Linked DNA regions of Homo sapiens: region 1 is linked to region 2. A link is a loop called in an ENCODE intact Hi-C map of the cell type or tissue named here. Cell type or tissue: B cell. All regions are shown on one strand.

Region 1 (4,000 bases), 1.1 Mb before region 2:
CAATGCTGCAAATCTGAAGACTCTGCAGCAGATTTTGTAGGTACTTTCAGCAGAGGAGTTTCAGAAATGCTTTGCACAAACACAGGTTCACCAAGTGAGTGATCACACGGGAAGACCACGTGGGAAGGTGGGTAGTCTCAGTCACTCTCAGTTGCACCCTTTACTTCAGGGAGGGCAAGGGAACAAAACTTCGGATTACCAATGATGTAACTCCCATAAAAACCAAGTAAGAAAAGTCCCCCAGACTTCTCCTTCAGCTTGTTACTTAATATTGGGTGTTGAAGGATCTTTGGGGATGGGAGGAGGAACAATCATGATTCTCATGCAAATATAAAACATGCTTATGTCAAACTTTCATTTAACTCATTAATTAAATGAGGTAACAGGTAAAATAATAGTAGAAGCTAATAACTCAACATGAAATCCCATAGCTCAATTGCATGGTGATTGAGAGAATAAGACTTCATTAACAACAGGTTCAGAGAAAGCCAAAAAGCAGAGACATTTATAGATCAGGAAGAGTGAAATGGATTTGCAAATGGAAACAAAATTGGTGCTTTTGTGTGTGTGGACAGGGAGGAGTCAATTAACTTTCCACTGGACAGAATTTATTTATATGCCTATGGGCATATTTGCATTGCTATCAGTTTTGTACAAGTTAACTTTGATCCCTACAAAATTATAAAATAGCCTAGTCAAAGACAAAGGTGCATATTTGGATAGGAACATAATCCCCAGTGGTTATAGCATTACCTGGAACATTACCTTGAAAAAACATTAATCCTGATCAATCTTGTTTTGTTTATTCCAATGTCTTTTTTTTTTTTTTTTTTTTTTTTTTTTTGGAGACGGAGTCTCCCTTTGTCACCCAAGCAATTGTTCGTGCAGTGGCAAGATCTCAGCTCACTGCAACCTCCATCTCCCGAGTTCTAAATGATTCTCCTGTCTCAGCCTCCAAGTAGCTGGGATTACAAGCGTGTGCCACCACACCCAGCTAATTTTGTTTCCTAACATGGATCAAGTGGTGAAAAAAATCAATAGAACTAATTCTTTAGCACTGACCTACGTTTATGAGCAGTTGCCGTAGGGTTTGGATTGGGGAATGAGCAAGAAAGATTAGGAAAATTAAAATTTACTCTCTCCAGCCTCATTCTCAGGAGAGTATTTCAGAGATGAAATATAAAAGCAAAGATCTGTAATCCCAGCACTTTGGGAGGCTGAGGTGGGCAGATCACCTGAGGTCAGGAGTTGACCAGCCTGGCCAACATGGTGAGACCCTGTCTCTACTAAAAATACAAAAAATTAGCCAGGCGTGGTGGCATGGACCTGTAATCCCAGCTACTCTGGAGGCTGAGGCAGGCAAATTGCTTGATCCCAGTAGGTGGTTACAGTGAGCCGAGATTGCGCCACTGCACTCCAGCCTGGGTGACACAGTGAGACTACGTCCCAAAAAAAAAAAAAGCAAAGATATGTTCTCATTTATTAATTAATGTAACTAGTTCTTATTGACACCTACTATATGCCCCACTCTAGAAAACTGTGGGTCTACATGGGTTTCCAGTGAACTAGTCACGTAACCATGACTACAAACATTTAACACCAAACAAGATAAACTACCAATCCAAAAATGCAGGGTGGAAAATTCTGTTCACCTGTTCATCACTTAGGCAGTTTACTCACCCATTTGTTTTTTCATGGCTGACACAACATGTCTGTGAATTTTTCCCCACACTCTTGCTCCAACTACTCCCATCATCCCCAGCTCTAAGGCTGGAGCATTCCTGGTCATTTGAAGGTCTATTAGAATAACCCAGTAAAGTAGTTAAGTCTTAAAGATAATATCACATCACAGTAGGCCTGGGATAAGATTTTCTCTGATAGCAAAATCATAACCCTTTCCAAAAAAAAGTACAAGCTGGAGGCCTTCTTTCCAGACCTTTGATCTTCAGCCTTATTATCGAAGATTTTATTTAGACTTGGTTTTATTAATGTAAACGTGGGTGAGCCAGGGTGCCAATGGTGGGCAGAGAGAAAGATGACATGTATCTACCAGAAGGTGGCAGTGTTGTTTCTCCAAACATCTCACAGGTCAGACAGGCTCTAGAATGTCAGGATTAAAAACTAGGTGAGGTTATTTCTTGACCCATTCTATAATTAATTCACACATACCATTTACAATTAACAATATGGTCTCAATCTACTGCAAGATTCATATCAAATAATTCCCAAAATATACACAGAGGTAAAACGTCATCAAAATAATTTTCTTTTAAAGTATAATATGAGTTGACAGAAATGTATTGATCATCACTTTGTGCAAGTTTTCCTGCTGAAGTTCTATGTAGAAGACAAATGGAAATAAAGGACCTAAGCCTTTAAGGAATTTGGGATATACCTGGGAAGAAAAACTATATTCATAAAATCATCAGAATGTCTCTCATTTGAAATTCCTGGCCCCAATCTAATTAGGTGCTTCTAGATCTTTCCTCCTCTTAGACACTAAACTAGTCAATTCCCATCTAACCCTTAGGTCTCTATTCATCCTTAGCCTATCATGGACATGCTTTATTTACCCCTTTCACTTCTTTGACTTGAAGTATCTCAGCACTTTACATTTCTGGCGCTGGAAGGCAAAGAAAACAAGTCTTGAGGTAGCCCTTTCCCAGCGGAAACCAGGGGGACATTTCTCAACCCTTCTTCCCTGAGAGCCAAATAGTTCTGAACTCTGAGATCTTGGTAGGATGCCTGACTTGAGCCTTGCAATTCTCCCAAGGCTTACTAGACAATGTGACATTTCCCACAGAAACCCCAGCAGCCTATCTACATTGAACAAAATTTTGTAGCCAACCTTTTTTTTTTTTTTTTTTTTTTTTGGGATGGAGTCTTGCTCTGTCGCCCAGGCTGGAGTGCAGTGGCGCGATCTTGGCTCACTGCAAGCTCTGCCTTCGGGGTTCAAGCCATTCTCCTGCCTCAGCCTCCCTAGTAGCTGGGACTACAGGTGTCCGCCACCACGCCTGGCTAATTTTTTTGTATTTTTAGTAGAGACGGGGTTTCACTGTGTTAGCCAGGATAGTCTCGATCTCCTGACCTCATGATCCGCCTGCTTCGGCCTCCCAAAGTGCTGGGATTACAGGCGTGAGCCACCGTGCCCGGCCAGTAGCCAATATTAAAAAAAAAAAAAAAAAAAGAATAAAAAGGCTTATATTGCTTATATTCCCCACAACTTTAACCATTTCACAACTACATTTTAGTATGTTTACTAATATGTTATAAAAAAGAAGGGTTAGTATTCTTTATATTCTCCTCAGCTTGCCTAAACAACAACAACAACAATAATAATAGTAATCAGTAGTCTATTGTAGGGTCTTTTTCTCTATCATGCAAGGGTTCTTGTTTGGTTGTGATTAAATGAAAGTCACTGTATGAACACCACGTCTATATTACTACCATGACTCAGAAAGCTCATTAACTGAATATCTCTGACACAATTTTACATATCTCTGGAAATGACATAGTGGGGATAGGAGGAGTGGTTAGTTGTGCATTAGTCTATTTTACCACATTTACAGACAAAACAAATACTAGAGTCAGCTTACATCTACTGCTTTCTCTTCTCTCCACCATCTCTCAGATTTTAGGTTGTTTTATTAAAGTTCATTGCTGAGAACACAAAGGCTGATGCCACAGAGGGGAAAACGCCAGATCCACCACCGAACAGCTAAAGCCATATGCGCCTGCTCCATGAATGCCCATTTTTCATCTTTAGTGGGCTTCAAAGTTAAATAGCACAGACAACACAAAGGAAAATATGACCGCAGCAAAAGACAGAAACTACACTGTGGCTACAATTAAATCTTCATACCAATCATGCATTTTTAATGTGAACGTTTATGGAAATTGTCTCTTGATGTTTAGGTGGTGTTTTTCATCATTGGTTATTTATGATGCTTTGATCCTGGAAACATGAGCTAAATGAGAAAGCCAGAGAAAGGGATTCACT
Region 2 (4,000 bases):
AATCCATTATCAGATATATGATTTGCAAATATTTTCTTCCATTTGCTGGTTACATTTTTACTCTGTTTGATAGCTTACCACTTTAGTTCCCTTTTTCTTCATTCAGTATTCACTTTTGGAGATGTAAATTTTTTTGTCTGTTTTACAGAATTCTCACAAACTTGATTCTGAGAGTTTTTGCTTCAGTTTTTGATTTTTCTGTGGAGAGACATGCTCTGGGAGCTACCTACTCTACCATTTTTGCTGACATTACTCTAGCTGCCTTTTTCTGTAAATAAAGTTTTATAGGAACACATTTTTGCCCACTCATTGTTATACTGTCCATGGCTGCTGTGTTAGGTATCTCCTGACATGGATCCCTCTCCCTTAATATTCACGTCCTTATGCAATTCTCCTGTTTCAATGGGGGCTGGATCTAGTCACTTGCTTCTAACAAATACAATAGAGCAAAAGTGATGGGAAACTGGATATGGTTGCATGCATCTGTAGTCCCAGCTACTGAGGAGGCTGAGGTGGGAGGATTTCTTGAGTCAGGTAGTTCAAGGCTATAGTGCACTATGATAACACCACTGAATAGCCACTACACTTCAGCCTGGGAAACATAACAAGACCCCATCTCGGGGAAAAAAATGATGGGGTGTCATTTCTGTGGTTCAATTTGAAAAGACTGTGACCTCCTCTTGCTATTATTCTCTCACTCTCGCCTTCTCAGCTTGCAAGCATGGATGCAGCAAGCTGCCATGTGTGCAAGGCCCACAGGCAAGGAACTGAAAGTGGCCTCTACTAACAAGGAATCAAGGCTCTCACTCAAACACTCTATGAATCCAATCAACAACCACATAAGTGAGCTTCAAATCAGATCTTTTCCCAGTTGAGCCTTCTTAAGAGACCATACGGCTGGCCTACACCTTGATTATAGCCTTGTGAGAGACCATGAAGCAGAGAACCCTGCTAGTTTATGCCAGGATTTTGAACCACAGAAACTGAGATAATAAATGTGTGCTATTTTATGCCACCAAACTTTGGGTAAATTGTTACAAGGTATAGACAACTGATACAGCTGTTTTTGCATGACAACACTAGAGTTGATTATTGTTACAGGGACCATATGATTCATAAAGAATAATATATTTACTATCTGGCTTTTTACAGAAAAAGTTCTGTGTGAGAATGCAAGCAAGGAGGCTGGCAGGTATAGTCTTCCATGACTCAGAAAGGAGGGAAGAACCAGCTCCACGAGCACTAGTAACTAGATGAGCTACATGAGCACTAGACAATTACTGCCCTCTGATGTCCTGATGTACATCAAATGTCTATTTTGAACTCAAACTGCTTTCTTGGTATGACATCAGAACTTCTTCTTAAGTGTATAAAAGTTGAAGGCTCAGGAGAGCCAGTGATATATGTGTTCTCCCACACCACTCACAATCTGGTCCCCTTTATTTCCTGGAAAGTCCTGCAAAGGCTTTGGAATGAGACTACTTCAGTGATTCTGATGAGGAGTAAGACTTGGAAATTACCACTTTAAACTTCCCCAGAAAATCTCTTTTACAGAATTAATGTGCTTAACATACTGGTTCACAGAATAAGTGCTTCTTAAAGCAAAAGGGAATTTACCCTCTATCTGGGCCAAATGTGTCATTTTCTAGGTGAGAAAAATGAGGCTCGGAGAGCTTAAAAGGCTTTCTAAAGGCCACAGAGCCCCAGGTTTAAAGGAAAAGTGAAAGCAGATTCATTAATTCTCACCCCAGGGCATTTAAAAACTATTATTTAATTCAGTCTTTGAGCAAATTATCACAAGATCTGATTCAATTAAATGTGAATTTATATGATTTTACTGCATTAAGAATCATCTGATCTGCATGTTGGTTGAACAATTTACGTCAAGAAAAGTCTTTTATTACTTAATTTGCATTTTCTACCGAAGGCACCCATAAATAAGTCAGCATCGCCCTCTACTGGATGATTTGTATTTGTTACTCATTCGTTGCATCCAACATGATTTATGTAGAATTTTGGATATTTTTTCTTAATTTCAATGAAAGGTACATGAAAACCAGGACATTCCAGCTGTTTGGATATTCCCCTATGCCTATTAATCTGGTTGGATAACATTTTCCTCTTCCAAAAGAGGCCTTGATTTTCTAGTTTTGAGAATTATAAGTTTAAACAATGAATTCCAACATGTTAACAAAGAAGGAAAAGACAGAGTCAGAGAAACCAAGAGATGCAGATAGAGATGAGGAAAAGCTAGAGAGAGAGATATTAGAAGAGAGGGACAATTCTGGTCAGAGTGAAAGCAGACTGTTTTTCTACTTTGGCAGCTTCAAAAATAAACTCAAATAAATGCTTTCTTTGTGGCATCACTAGCTGCAGTTTTTATAATGCATATGCTAGTTCTAGCTCATGGAATAAACTTTTTATCTTCTTGAGACCACATTTAAGCTGTGAGCTGGGTTGACTACAATGATCGGTTCTTCTGCCTGTGAAAATGGTATGCTCCTATCAAAGCAGATTAAATTGTGGTTGGTTGGGAGTCAGCCAGCAAACTGTTAATAGCATTAAAACTGACTGAATTGCGGCTTAAATTTCGACATATAAGGTAAGAAAAAATAAACAGTAATAAAAAGATACCACTGCACACTTAGCTCTCACATTACAAAAAAAGAAGAATAACAAGTATAAATTAAATCATGTGATGTAAATTACTATAACAAGAACATCTAGTCGCAGTTGCAACAAGGCAAATGCAAATGCAAATGAGTGAGTCATCATTTCTGGGTTAAGCATCTGCAACCCAGACTCTTCAGCCCCGACCTCTATCATCTAGCCCAGAAACAGCTTCAGATCCTGGAAAGAATATGGGCTTTGGCATAGACACACCTGCATTCAAATTGCAGCTCTGCCACTGTGTGGCCTTGAGAAAAGCCTTGCTTTCCTTATCTGTAAGGTGGAGGTAATTGTATATAATTCATACAGTTTGGGAGAAATTAAATGAAATAAAGCATAGAAATCACTTAATACAGTATCTGCCATATATGGCTACTACACAACTCCAGGTGACACACACAGGCCATCATTTCCAAGCAACACATCCAAAACTCTCTCTCTCTCTACCTCTTCGTCCCTAATTACTACCCCCACTATTCACATGGTTGTCCAAGCCATAAGTTTGAGCACCACCCCAGATTCCATGTTCCTGCTCACCTCCATATATGCTTGCAAAACTTCTACTCTGTCTTCAAGACAGTTCAGGTGTCACCTCTCCTGGGAAGAATCTGGATTTCTTTGCCCCTCACAGACTAAGTTCTTGTTCTACTCCCATGTTCCCAAGCGCCCCATATATATGTCTATTAGACAGCTAGTTATACCATATTGTTGTGACTTGTTTCTCTTTCCCACTGGGCTGTAAGTACTTTTAGAACAGAGAATTATATATGATTCAAAGTTTTATCCCTAAGTTATATCAATGTACCTGCCACATGAAAATGCTGGAAAACATTTGTAGTATAAATGAATCAATGACCACATAAACGTGTTGGAGTTTCTTTTGTTTTATTTTAGCTATATGTATGTATTTGTTATTTATTTTTTAGAGACAGGGTCTTGCTGTGTCGCTGGGCTGGAGTGCAGTGGCCTCATCATAATTCACTGCAGCCTGGATCTCCTAGGCTCAAGCCATTCTCCCAGGTCAGCCTTCCCAGTAGCTGGGACTATAGGAGTATGTTACTACCCCCTGCTAATTATGTAAATTATATTTTTTGTAGCAACAGGATCTCATTACATTGCCCAGGCTGGTCTCAAACTCCTGGCCTCCAATCCTCCTACTTCGGCTTCTCAAAGCACTGGCATTACAGGCGTGTGTCATGGTGCCTGGCTTGGAGTTTCTTAAATGTTCATCTCATCCCTTTCCTCTATAGATTCTGAACCAATTGAACAACAGTCAGGAGTGATGTGAAGAATGCTACATGGGCTAGGTGAGATGGCTCACACCTGTAAT

The links. Peaks named below come from ENCODE experiments on the same cell type or tissue, not always from the same donor. Only the 100,000 strongest peaks of a DNase experiment are listed, where the experiment ranks them.
Region 1: it touches region 2 in a loop (31-fold over the local background); 9 of 110 quality-filtered maps call a loop at or near these places.

The regions. Positions count from the first base shown.
Region 1 is chr14:59,125,276-59,129,275 of GRCh38, forward strand. No RefSeq gene overlaps it. Among named protein-coding and RNA genes, the nearest start is that of DAAM1, 61 kb to the right of the region's middle. In B cell, CTCF peaks have their summits at 2,047 (motif pointing right) and 2,256; a DNase peak (open chromatin) is centred at 2,066.
Region 2 is chr14:60,182,572-60,186,571 of GRCh38, forward strand. No RefSeq gene overlaps it. Among named protein-coding and RNA genes, the nearest start is that of DHRS7, 19 kb to the left of the region's middle. In B cell, CTCF peaks have their summits at 1,951 (motif pointing left) and 2,153; DNase peaks (open chromatin) are centred at 840 and 1,930; H3K4me3 peaks cover 800 bases; H3K27ac peaks cover 1,235 bases.